Regions from separate parts of the Homo sapiens genome. Here all the other regions are linked to region 2. The links are chromatin contacts, found by Hi-C or POLR2A ChIA-PET in ENCODE. All regions are on one chromosome and are shown on one strand. Each heading gives the region's core, a stretch centred on a gene start or an enhancer-like site at or near the end of the contact. The rest is flanking DNA. Distances are from core to core; before and after follow the strand shown. Region 1 overlaps DCTN4 (dynactin subunit 4). Region 2 holds the start of IRGM (immunity related GTPase M). Region 3 holds the start of DCTN4 (dynactin subunit 4).

Region 1 (3,793 bases), core at 1,048-3,547, 110 kb before region 2:
CTGCACCCAGCTTAATCTAGGTATTTTTATATGGACTTTACCAACCCTTAGGGTTTCAATGACTTAACTAATTTTCATGTGGATGCAGTATGACAAGTTGCTTAACTAGGTCCCATTTCCTCAAGCGTAAAATGGGGATATGATACTCCACAGGATTTTTGTGAGGATTAAGTAAAGTAATACATGTAAAGTGTTTATTTAGCACAGAGCTTGACACATCATTGCCATTCAATAAATGTTATTTATTGAATGTCAATTTGCTGGGCCCCAAGCAAGCACACAGAAAACAAACTGTACTATGAGAGCAAATAAAACTCGGGGTAAAATAACAAAAATTCCAAATCCTAATTTCTTTCTTCTTACTAGCAGTACGTAAACTGGTAGAGAATGACTCTCATAAATAATTCTTATCAAAAATTCTACTTGCATATATTACTATTTAACCACACAAGTGCACTATGTAAAAAGTCAGTGTTTTTCATCTTGGAGAAACAGGGGAGGATGTTAAAAAAATTATAACTAAAGCTGAGAAACCACTACTGCCAGGATGTCAAAGGTGGGCTACAGGGGTAATATGACTGAAATCTACCATTTGCCCACCTCCTTCTTCTCAGACTTTCTGTAATACACAAAAGCTGTACGTGGAACTCTGCAGTGCCTACAAAATTAACAGCCTTTCTGGGGAAATAATCAGAAGATAAAGGGGAGTGATGGAGAAAGAAACACAAATGTCCTCAAAACACAAATAACTCAAACAGAACTAATGATATAGCAAAAGCCTAACTATTGGACTTAAACGTCTATAATTTGAAGAATCCCTCTCTCTGATATCCACCATTCAGGAATCTAGGACAATGGCCATTTTCTGAAATGATCACTGTTCTTAGGCCTTAGAGGTCTTGCAAATCATTTTAGTACCAAATTCTCACCGAAAAAGCCAGAGGCATATAGTTTCTACGTCGTGCCAGTTTCTTGCGATCTCGCTCAACCTTCTCTTTCTGAGCAAGCTGCTGGTAATATTCAATCAATTTGTTCATCTGTAAGAAAATCACAGACTCAGTACACAAAAAAGCTAACAGAAAACATATCAAATTAATCAACTACACTGACTAGACACATAATGAATAGAGAAGACAAATTATTAAGATGGGCAAGTTTGCCCTTTTTCTTCTAAGATAATTTTTCTTCGTTATGTGATCTGTTTTCCGAAGTGAAATGGAAAACTGAAGTTCAAGGATGGGAAGAAATGGGCAATGAAGAGGCTTGGAAATTTTTTGCTCTCTAACTTCATTACTTATTTCCCCTCACAACTGCTCTTATTTTTTTTCTGCATGGCCACAGGACCACTTATTTCTAAGAACATAGCATTTTATACTGTATTTTATTCCCCAACTCCATCACACTTTTTAATTTTTAAAATACATTTTAATTATAAAAGCAATACATATTAATCATAAAAAGTTCAAACCAGGATGGGCACAGTGGCTCACGCCTACAATTCCAGCACTTTGGGAGGCTGAAGTGGGTAGATCACTTGGGGCCAGGAGTTCAAAACCAGCCTGGACAACAGAGTGAGACCTTGTCTCTATAAAAAAATGCAAAAATTAGCTGGGCATGGTGGTGTATGCCTATAGTCCCAGCTACTCAAGAGGATGAGGTGGCAAAAAAAAAATGGCAGATAGGAGGCAGGACTAACTTGCAGCTTCCCCTCAGACAGACAGAACAACATGTGGAGACTCACACTGTGAATTTTTATTCCAAGAACTACTGCAGGAACATACTAGGAAAACTGAAAGAATTCACAGACCCTTTAAAAGAAGTGGCTTGCTGCTGCAAAATCCATGAGACAGCAGAAAATCTGTGAGTGCCCATGTGTAAGAGGGGGAAAATCCACCTTCAAACACACATCCTCACTGGAGAACCTAAAAATCCAGATCATGGGAGAAAAATTTAACCTTACCTAGTGCTGAAACAAAATTTAGAGAGCCGAGTGAAATATAAAAATAGAAGAAGCAACAGCGGGAAGAGCCCTGTAGGCACTCCCGGTTCCCAGTGAAGCCCAGGGAAGTCATTTCTGACTTTAATCTCACAGGGGTCCTTGGGGAGTGCTGCCAGTGGAACTGAGGAAGGACCACTTGGAGACAGAAACTTCCAGGTGAACTTTGTAATAACTTTGACGGAGAGCAAATTTTCCTGGGCACAATCAAGATGGGGAAGGCGTAAAGGGGAAGTACAGATATGAGCACATAAGCCACAGCAGTCGGGAAGGGGCGGAGTCCAAAAGGCTAGCTTGCTTTTTCAGCAAGTAGGCTTGTAGCCTGGGCCAAAATCTTGGCCCTGCAAACCCCATGCTGTTGGTGGGGCATGGTGGGAGTGAGACTGGCCTTGCTGGCTGCATGGGAGCTGGGTGAAGCCTGTCACTGCTGGCTTTCCCCTACTTCCCTGGCCACCAGTATGACACAGCAGAGGCAGCCATAATCCCCCTGGGAACATAACTCCATTGGCCTGAGAACCACACAACTGTCCTTCACAGCAGCTGCAGCAAACCCTGCCCAAGGAGATTCTGAGCTCAGATATGCCCCCACCTGATGGTCTTTCTCTACCTGCCCTGGTAGCCCAAGACAAAAGACTGTAAACTCTTGGGAGCTTTATGGCCCCACTGATCACCTGGGAAACCCAAATACTTATCCAGGCAACCTTAGGGCAAGCTTGTATCCCCACCACACTACTGCAGCTGATGCTTTCTTGAAAGCGCCACCTCCTGGCTGGAGGCCAACCAACTCATTATAGCAACTCATAAAAGAACAACCCTGCCCTCAAAAGGAGAAAACAACAGCTAATTCCACCACCTGTGACATCCTGGCTAACCAGAGGTCCTGAGTCTGTCCACGTGACAATTCACTGCTAGCACAACCAGCATTAAAGAAAACTAGCATACGAAACCAAACTACAACCAAGGACCCTCACAGAGTCCACTTCACTCTCCTGCTATCTCCACCAGAGCAGGTGCTGGTATCCACAACTGAGAGACCTGAAGACGGACTGCATCACTGGACTCTTTGCAGACACTCCCCAGTACCAGCTCGGAGACTGATAGCTCTGGCCGGGTGGCTAGACCCAGAGCAGCAATAACAATAATTGCAGTCCAGCTCTCAGGAAGCCACAGGGGGAGAGCACCACATCAAGGAACAATGTCGTAGGACAAAATAATCTGAACAGTAGCCCTCAAGCCCCAGATCTTTCCTCTGACATAGTCTACCCAAATGAGAAGGAACCAGAAAAACAATTCTGGTAATATGACAAAGCAAGGTTCTTTAACACCCCAAAAAGATTACACTAGTTCACCAGCAATGGATCCAAACCAAGAAGAAAACTCTGAATTGTCAGAAAAAAAATTTAGAAGGCCAACTATTAAGCTACTCAAAAAGCTACTCAAAGGGGCACCAGAGAAAGGTGAAAACCAACTTAAGGGAATTAAAAAAAAAAAAAAAAATACAGGTTATGGACAAAAAAAATCTCCAGAGAAAGACAGCATAAATAATAAACAATCACAATTTTTGAAATGACAGACACACTTAGACAAGGCTTTTGAATTAACCCAATCTGACAAATACAAAGAAAAAAGAATAATAACAATAATAATAAAAAATAAAGCCTCTAAGAAGTCTGGGATTATATTAAGCTACCAAAACTAAGAATTGGTGTTCCCAAGGAAGAAGAGAAATCTAAAGGTTTGGAAAACTTACTTGAGGAAAGAATAGAAGAAAACTTCCCTGGCCTTGCTAGAGATCTA
Region 2 (3,619 bases), core at 627-3,126:
AGGGCCTTTCTTCATATTTCATAGATAGACAGCTGGAGCCAGTTCTCTGCTTCCTGGGCCCTCTAAAAGGGCCAAAGACTTGGACAAATCCATTGTCCTGGGCACTCAGGAGGCAAGATTCTGTGTGTGCATGAGTGTACGAACATGTGTCATGTGAGAGAGTGTGTGGGCACTGGGCACACGAAGCATGAGGGTAGGTGAGTGAACATGTGTCAGCCTACATGAGTGTATATATATGTGCACAGAGTGTGTGAGCATGTGTGCATCAAACATAAGTTTGTGTGAACGTGGCACCACGAGTGAATTTGTGTGTTTGTGTGTGGGGTAAGTGAACATGTTGCAGCCTGAGTGAGCAAGTGTAGTGTGTGCAACAGGGATGTATGTATTCATGTTTACACATGTCAGCTTAAGTATGTTAGGGTGTGTGAACGTGTGTCAGTGTGAGTATGTGTGGGCCTGTGCACAGAATGCAAGTAAGTGTATGTGTGCATGCCGAGGGTGAGTGAGAGTGTGTGTGTGGGGGGGTAAGTAAACATGGCTGGGCATGGGTGAGTGTGCACACCAGGTATGAGTGGCTGTGTGCAGTGTTGTGTGTGTTCACAATGAGTGTGTGAAACAGACCTGCCAGGCCATGCTAGTGAGAGGTGACAGCATGCTGGCAGCCCTCGCAGCCCTCGCTGGCTCTCGGAGCCTCCTCAGCCTTGGCGCCCACTCTAGTGGCACTTGAGGAGCCCTTCAGCCCGCCGCTGCACTGTGGGAGCCCCTTTCTGGGCTGGCCAAGGCCGGAGCTGGCTCCCTCAGCTTGTGGGGAGGTGTGGAGGGAGAGGCACGGGCAGCAACTGGGGCTGCGGGCGTCGCTTGCGGGCCAGCACGAGTTCCGGGTGGGCGTGGGCTCAGCGGGCCCGCGCTCAGAGCAGCCATCCGGCCCCGATGGCCCCTGGCAGTGAGGGGCTTAGCACCTGGGCCAGCAGCTGCTGTGCTGGATTTCTCCCCGGCCTTAGCTGCCTCCCCGCAGGGCAGGGCTTGGGACCTGCAGCCCGCCATGCCTGAGCCTCTCTCCCCTGCCCCACTCCGTGGGCTCCTGCACAGCCCGAGCCTCCCCTATGAGCGCCGCTCCCTGCTCCACGGCGCCCAGTCCCATCCACTGCCCAAGGGCTGAAGAGTGCAGGCGCATGGCCGGGGACTGCCAGGCAGCTTCACCTGCGGCCTGGTGCAGGATCCACTGGGTGAAGCCAGCTGGGCTCCTGAGTCTGGTGGGGACTTGGACAACATTTATGTCTAGCTAAGGGATTGTAAATACACCAATCAGCACTCTGTATCTAGCTCAAGGTTTGTAAACACACCAATCAGCACCCTGTGTCTAGCTCAGGGTTTGCGAACACACCAATCGACCCTCTGTATCTAGCTAATCTAGTGGGGACATGGAGAACTTTTGTGTCTAGCTCAGGAATTGTAAATGCACCAATCAGCACCCTGTGTCTAGCTCAGGGTTTGTGGATGCACCAATCAGCACTCTGAGCCTAGCTAATCTGGTGGGGACTTGGAGAATCTTTATGTCTAGCTAAGGGATTGTGAATGCACCAATTGGCACTCTATATCTAGCTCAAGGTTTGTAAACACACCAATCAGCACCCTGTGTCTAGCTCAAGGTTTGCAAATGCACCAATCTATACTCTGTATCTAGCTAATCTAGTGGGGAGGTGGAGAACTTTTGTGTCTAGCTCAGGGATTGTAAACACACCAATCAGCACCCTGTCAAAATGGACCAATCAGCTCTCTGTAAAACAGACCAATCGGCTCTCTGTAAAATGGACCAATCAGCAGGATGTGGGTGGGCCAGATAAGAGAATAAAAGCAGGCTGCCCGAACCAGCAGTGGTAACCTGCTCAGGTCCCCTTCCATGCTGTGGAAGCTTTGTTTTTTTGCACTTTGCAGTAAATCTTGCTGCTGCTCATTCTTTGGGTCCACACTGCCTTTATGAGCTGTAACACTCACCGTGAAGGTCTGCAGCATCACTCCTGAAACCTGTGAAACAACGAACCCCCCGGGGAGAAACGAACAACTCCAGACTCGCCGCCTGAAGAGCTGTAACTCTCACTTCGAAGGTCTGCAGCTTCGCTCCTGAGTCAGTGAAACCACGAACCCACCGGAAGGAAGAAACTCTGAACACATCCAAACATCAGAAGGAACAAACTCCGGACACGCAGCCTTTAAGAATTGTAACACTCACCGCGAGGGTCCGTGGCTTCATTCTTGAAGTCAGTGAGACGAAGAACCCACCAATTCCGGTAGGAGTAGGAAATCACATCACCTTCTTTTAATCAGTCTCAAATACCTGGCCCCTTGTGGAACCTGCAAGAGCCAGGTTTGGCGAATGCAATGATAAGCAATTGTCTAATCACTGCCTTGAAAAAGAGCAGAGCATTTGAGTATGCTGTCTCCTCCTCTCCCTCACTTCAGTTGGGCCCAACATGACAGTCTTAATGGAAGCTCGGGGGTCAAAGGCTGGTGGCTTACTTCACGTATATTGCAGCATTTCAGTACTGCTCTGCACGTGTGCTCCCCCGCCTGATGAGGTAAGTGTTAAACAGGGATGATCACAGCTTCAAGTAAGCAATGGGAATTGGATGTTTTATGTCCTCTGGCGCCATCTTCAGCAGAGAAATATATAGGTCACTTTTACTTGTCTGGTTTTGGTCTTGAAATATGTACTGAAACTTGTGAAGGAGCAGACCTATATTAGGATAGAGTAAAAGAGGGAAAGACAAAAACCTCTTGGGCTTTTCAGGAGACTTGGTTCATTCTCTGCTTTTCAAGCCATCTCATGGCCACATGCCTGCTTTGGAGGCTGACTCGGAGGCACAACCGGCCTCAGGGCGTTCCTCAGGGACCCTACCTTTCTTGCTCCCTGAAGAAATGTGCACATTGCTTGAATAAAAACAATCAAAGAACACTCAGTCAAGATCGTCTGCTGCAGTCTTCGTTGAGGGCTGGGGATGCTAAAAGTCAGATGATTCATGTGTACCCTGTCCATCCTAACTCACCTGCTCTTCTACTTCCGCAGCTTACTCCAGTGCCCACAGATACGACAGAGTGTCCCAAGTGCCCCTCACACTCTATTAGCTGCATCCTTAACCTCTTTTTGCCACACCATAAGCATTGGGTTTTGTTTGTTTTGAGATGGAGTCTTGCTCTGTTGCCAGGCTGGAGTGCAATGGCGTGATCTCAGCTCACTGCAATATCTGCGTCCAGGGTTCAAGCGATTCCCCTGCCTCAGCCTCCTGTATTAGCTGGGACTACAGGCGCACACCACCACGCGCAGCTAATTTTTTTGTATTTTAGTAGAGAAGGTTTCACGATGTTGGCCAGGATGGTCTCAATCTCCTGACCTCGTGATCTGCTCGCCTCGGCCTTCCAAAGTGCTGGGATTACAGGCATGAGCCACGGCGCCTGGCCAGCATTGGGGTATTTTATTGAAGATGGAAGCCATGAATGTTGAGAAAGCCTCAGCAGATGGGAACTTGCCAGAGGTGATCTCTAACATCAAGGAGACTCTGAAGATAGTGTCCAGGACACCAGTTAACATCACTATGGCAGGGGACTCTGGCAATGGGATGTC
Region 3 (3,762 bases), core at 509-3,008, 88 kb before region 2:
CAGGAACATAAAATACAATATTGCTAACTAACCTCTGCACTGACTCATCAAAAAAGGCAAAATACAAGTCATTCCTTTTTGCCCCCTTTCCAAATTCTGCTTGTCCGTTCATGTGCAGCTCCAGACCCAGATTCTCCATTAGAACTTCACTGCCTGCCCCAGCCCTCAGAGCTTCATCTTTCCCTAAACTCTAATGGCCTCCATATCACAGGTACACATCAGGCTGTAAAAGATGCTGTCACAGACTGGATGTCCTAATTGAAGAGAGTCTTAGAGACAGATCATGGAGACTGAGCACTCTATTCACCACAGGAGAATATGATCCAATAAATTCTGGAGGTGGAGCTGGAATAGGGAATCATCAAGGAGATACACATAAGGAAAGTGCTAATGGAGATGAGAAGAAAAATCGATGCCATATTTTTAATATATACGATTTTTCTTGTATTATTTAATTGCTTTTCTTGACTATTCCTATTATGAAAAGTATCTTCAATAAAATAAGTTATTAATAACACATAAAATGGCTTATAGTATGTGTTTTCATATGCATTTATTTTAACAGTCCCGGGATCTTCAGTAAAAAACACTCTGAGTTAGGCTGTTTAGATTCAAATCCAGGTCCTCCTTCCCACCCCCAAATTACTGGCTGTGTGACTTACAGCGAACACTCTGTATCTGTTTCTTTACCTGTAAAAAAAATTTTTTAAAAAAAGTATCCACTTAAATTGGTTTGAAGATTACATAAAGCACATGACATATAGCAAGTATCGAATAAGCAGCAACTATTACTACTATCAGCTTTTTCTTCACTAAGACTATGGCTTATTAAACAGCGCATTTTATGTCTTACTCGCCTTTTAATCCCTAAAGCTTACTGAATAAACAAGATGTGCCAAGCGCTGCAGAAGTTTTGGGGTTTTGTTATTTGGTGACTTTTTACTGGCCGGGGTCTTCTTTTTGAAAAATCCAACTTCGGACGCCCACTTGTGCCAGGGAAGGACAGCATTGTCCTCTAGCTCCATAAATACACTTTCAGCTTCTTACATGACATACTGTATTCTGAGCGCTTTTCACATAACTCACGCCGCCCCAACCTCTTCCCGGCTGCAGGCCTTGGCCTGAGTCAGGAACAGGGCAAGGCAGTCTGACGAGGGCCCAGTTTCTGGACAAAAGAGGAACAGAACTTTCAGGATGGGAGAACTATGAATGAGAACGCCTGCGCCTCCCTCCATCCTCGCAATAAATCCTGGAAAGGCAGTTTTTCGCCCCTTAAGTGGCCTGAACTAAGCACCCCCAGACCTTTCTCCGTAGTCCACCCAATTACCAAGCCCCATCGCAGACAGACACGGTCCCTAAGTCAAGTTTGTCCAATCAGAGGCCGCTCTAGAACCAGAAGATCCGCTCAGTCCCACCCGAGGCTGCTCCTCCTTTCCAAGTGACAGATTAGAAGCAAATTAAATCGCAGGCAAACCCGAGTGACGGAAGACATAACCAATCAGTAAGGAAGGAAAATAGCTCCAGCCTTCCGGTGGCAGTGACTAGCATGAACGCCGCGCCCCCCCCACCCCACATACTCGCTATAGGGCGACTCTGTTACCTCGTGAGACACACATTCCAGCGACCGCAGTTCGCTACAATAGCGGCAGAAGTAGAGTTGCGAGAGCGGGGCCCGAACCTTCTTTTCTCCCTGGACTAGATAGAGAACCCGGTCCGACTGCAGCAAGGACGCCATCTTGGGGAGGGAGGAGGCGATGACGCTCCCGGCGCATCACGTGACCCGAGAGCCAGCGTCTTCCTCGCTGCCTTCCCTACGACTTCCTACGTAGACTTTGACGTTAGGTTTCCCACCTCGTCCGGCTCTGCGCCCGTCGAAAACCAGAGCGCGCGTGCGCAGCTGGGATCCCTGTTTTCTCCCCAACTCTGGGCCCGTCCCCCAGCGCTTTTGTGAGCGTCCACTGCCCTTACTGCCATTAGGTCTGGACTCAGTGAGCTCCTTTTATTCTTTTCTTCCAGAATGGAAGCCTGATCTTTTGTCTTATTTACGACGGCCTCCTCTGCCCCACTTAACAGGCGAGCATCCAGGAGACAAATGGAAGGTCTCAAAGGGACAGGGCTCCGTGGGGACTGCAAGACAGGAGTCACACCAGCACTGTCTTCTGAGTCTTGCCAATGGCCTTTGGGAACTTTCACATACATTATCTCATTTGAAACGCAGGTTTTTGAGTACATAGTTAGCGTTAGGTCTAAGTCTGTATTGTGGACCTTCAATAAGTATGAAAAGGAGGGAATGAAATCAATGAATGAACAATGTTGGTAGGCGTCTACGTTTTTCTAATGTGTAAACTAAGGCTCAGGTCTGCCTCTTGGGTGAGCAGCGACTACGTGAGACTGGTATTACATGGGTGGGAAAATAATTTATCAACAGTTTTAGGTAAAGAAATGCAGATTTATTAGAGAAGGTATGAAAATACGTTGAAAGGTTGCAATGGGCAGACCAGCCAGAGAGGAGCTGACTTCAAGGAAACAAAGGCTTGCTGGAGATTTTATCCGATGGTTCTTGGGCTGCAGAGTGCTGTGCAGTACCGAGAACTCCAAGGTTACAGGGAGCTAACTTGCATGTGTCTCGTGATAGCTGAGTGCAGGAAGATTGTGAGTTATTTGCACAGGAGGGCTACGTGTCCTGCACCATGAAGAAAGGCAGACTTAGAGTGCATCTGCTCTTCTTGCTATCCCTTGGTCCCACTAGCCTGACTCCCTTTCTCTAACTGGGACTCCCCAGTATGTAAAATGACCACCTAGAACTGCCTAGCAGAAACTGGAGCCTCTGTTGCCTGCCACCAGGTCTACATTTTTATAATTGTAGTAGTGTTGTATTATTACCTGTCTGACGTTAGAGTTGGTGATTGAGAAGAAAGGGAACTGAATACTATTAGCAAACATTTATTGAGCACTTATTAAGTGCAGCACACTGTGTCAAAACTTTACATACATTGTCTAATTTAATTCTTACAACAGCTCCAAAAAGCATGTGGCTATCATTATTTCTATTTTACAGAGCAGGAAACTGAGGCACAGGGAAGTGCAGTGACTCCTCTATAAGGTTTCATAGATGGAGGTAGAACCCTTTTCTCTCTGACTCTAGTGCTTGCAGGTATAACCCCTATGTATACTCCCTCCAGCATATTTTCTAATATGGTGATGTTAATAATACCTTACATTTATATAGACCTTTTCAGCTTATACAGTGCTAATCTCACAATTTATGTCACGCTTTACCAATTGAGCCTAAAAGTCATTACTTGTTCACCAAGCAATAGCCTGGCACTAATTTAGTTTCATAGGTGACATCTGCTCCTAGGAGAGAATATATTACTAGCCAACTCATTTGCAATTATTTCTTTAGGTTAATGAATTCGTTGGTTTTCTGGTTTATAAACTAGTCTCTACTGAGTTTAAATTCCCTTTTCTGGACTATGCTGTTAAAATGAAGTCCCAGAGCCTGCAGGTACAGAAAGGCTGGAGACTTGAGCTGAATCCACATAAAACAGACACTTTTTAGAGCACTGATTTTAAATAATTAAGTGGCCAATTATCTTGTCCCTGCTACATGCCAGGTACTGGGGAGGGAACTAGCGATAAATGAGATACTTTCCATCCTCAAAGGCTCAGGGTTCTAGCAGGATCGAGTCCTAGTTATGCACAATGGTGACCAGCTTGATAATGTAGCCTTGTGTTGCTTTTTCACTCTACCCAGCCCTG

The links. Hi-C counts contacts between places; a loop is a spot of excess contacts on that map. ChIA-PET counts read pairs that join two places held with the same protein, here RNA polymerase II (POLR2A). Pooled maps may share reads with other maps.
Region 1: a map of IMR-90 shows a loop between it and region 2 (5-fold over the local background). The contact joins the enhancer-like site here to the promoter of IRGM in region 2. A Hi-C loop is called at or near these places in 1 of 168 maps with a recorded cell type or tissue (IMR-90), 3 of 37 single-sample maps with no recorded cell type and 12 of 50 pooled maps. POLR2A ChIA-PET finds 5 or more read pairs at or near these places in 3 of 52 experiments (GM12878, activated CD4-positive, alpha-beta T cell and activated naive CD4-positive, alpha-beta T cell).
Region 3: a loop to region 2 is called in a map of natural killer cell, with 21 times the contacts of the local background. The contact joins the promoter of DCTN4 here to the promoter of IRGM in region 2. A Hi-C loop is called at or near these places in 13 of 168 maps with a recorded cell type or tissue (B cell, CD4-positive, alpha-beta T cell, CD4-positive, alpha-beta memory T cell and 8 more), 5 of 37 single-sample maps with no recorded cell type and 18 of 50 pooled maps. POLR2A ChIA-PET finds 5 or more read pairs at or near these places in 16 of 52 experiments (CD4-positive, alpha-beta T cell, CD4-positive, alpha-beta memory T cell, CD8-positive, alpha-beta T cell and 11 more).

What each region holds. Positions count from the first base shown.
Region 1 is chr5:150,732,439-150,736,231 of GRCh38, forward strand. DCTN4 (dynactin subunit 4) reads right to left here. Exons shown (of 13, transcript NM_016221.4): 5 at 930-1,037. Among named protein-coding and RNA genes, the nearest start is that of DCTN4, 25 kb to the right of the region's middle. RefSeq lists an enhancer at 2,491-2,720. Within about 2 kb of position 2,298, at least 12 of the 41 ENCODE cell types and tissues checked have a DNase peak (open chromatin) inside an H3K27ac peak, as active enhancers do; they include GM12878, where a contact is called at or near this core.
Region 2 is chr5:150,844,645-150,848,263 of GRCh38, forward strand. IRGM (immunity related GTPase M) reads left to right here and starts at 1,877. Exons shown (of 2, transcript NM_001145805.2): 1 at 1,877-2,576; 2 at 3,065-3,619. The coding sequence starts at 3,480. RefSeq lists a silencer at 2,463-2,757.
Region 3 is chr5:150,757,259-150,761,020 of GRCh38, forward strand. It overlaps DCTN4 (dynactin subunit 4), which reads right to left and starts at 1,759. Exons shown (of 13, transcript NM_016221.4): 1 at 1,601-1,759. The coding sequence starts at 1,735. RefSeq lists enhancers at 1,035-1,104, 1,535-1,834.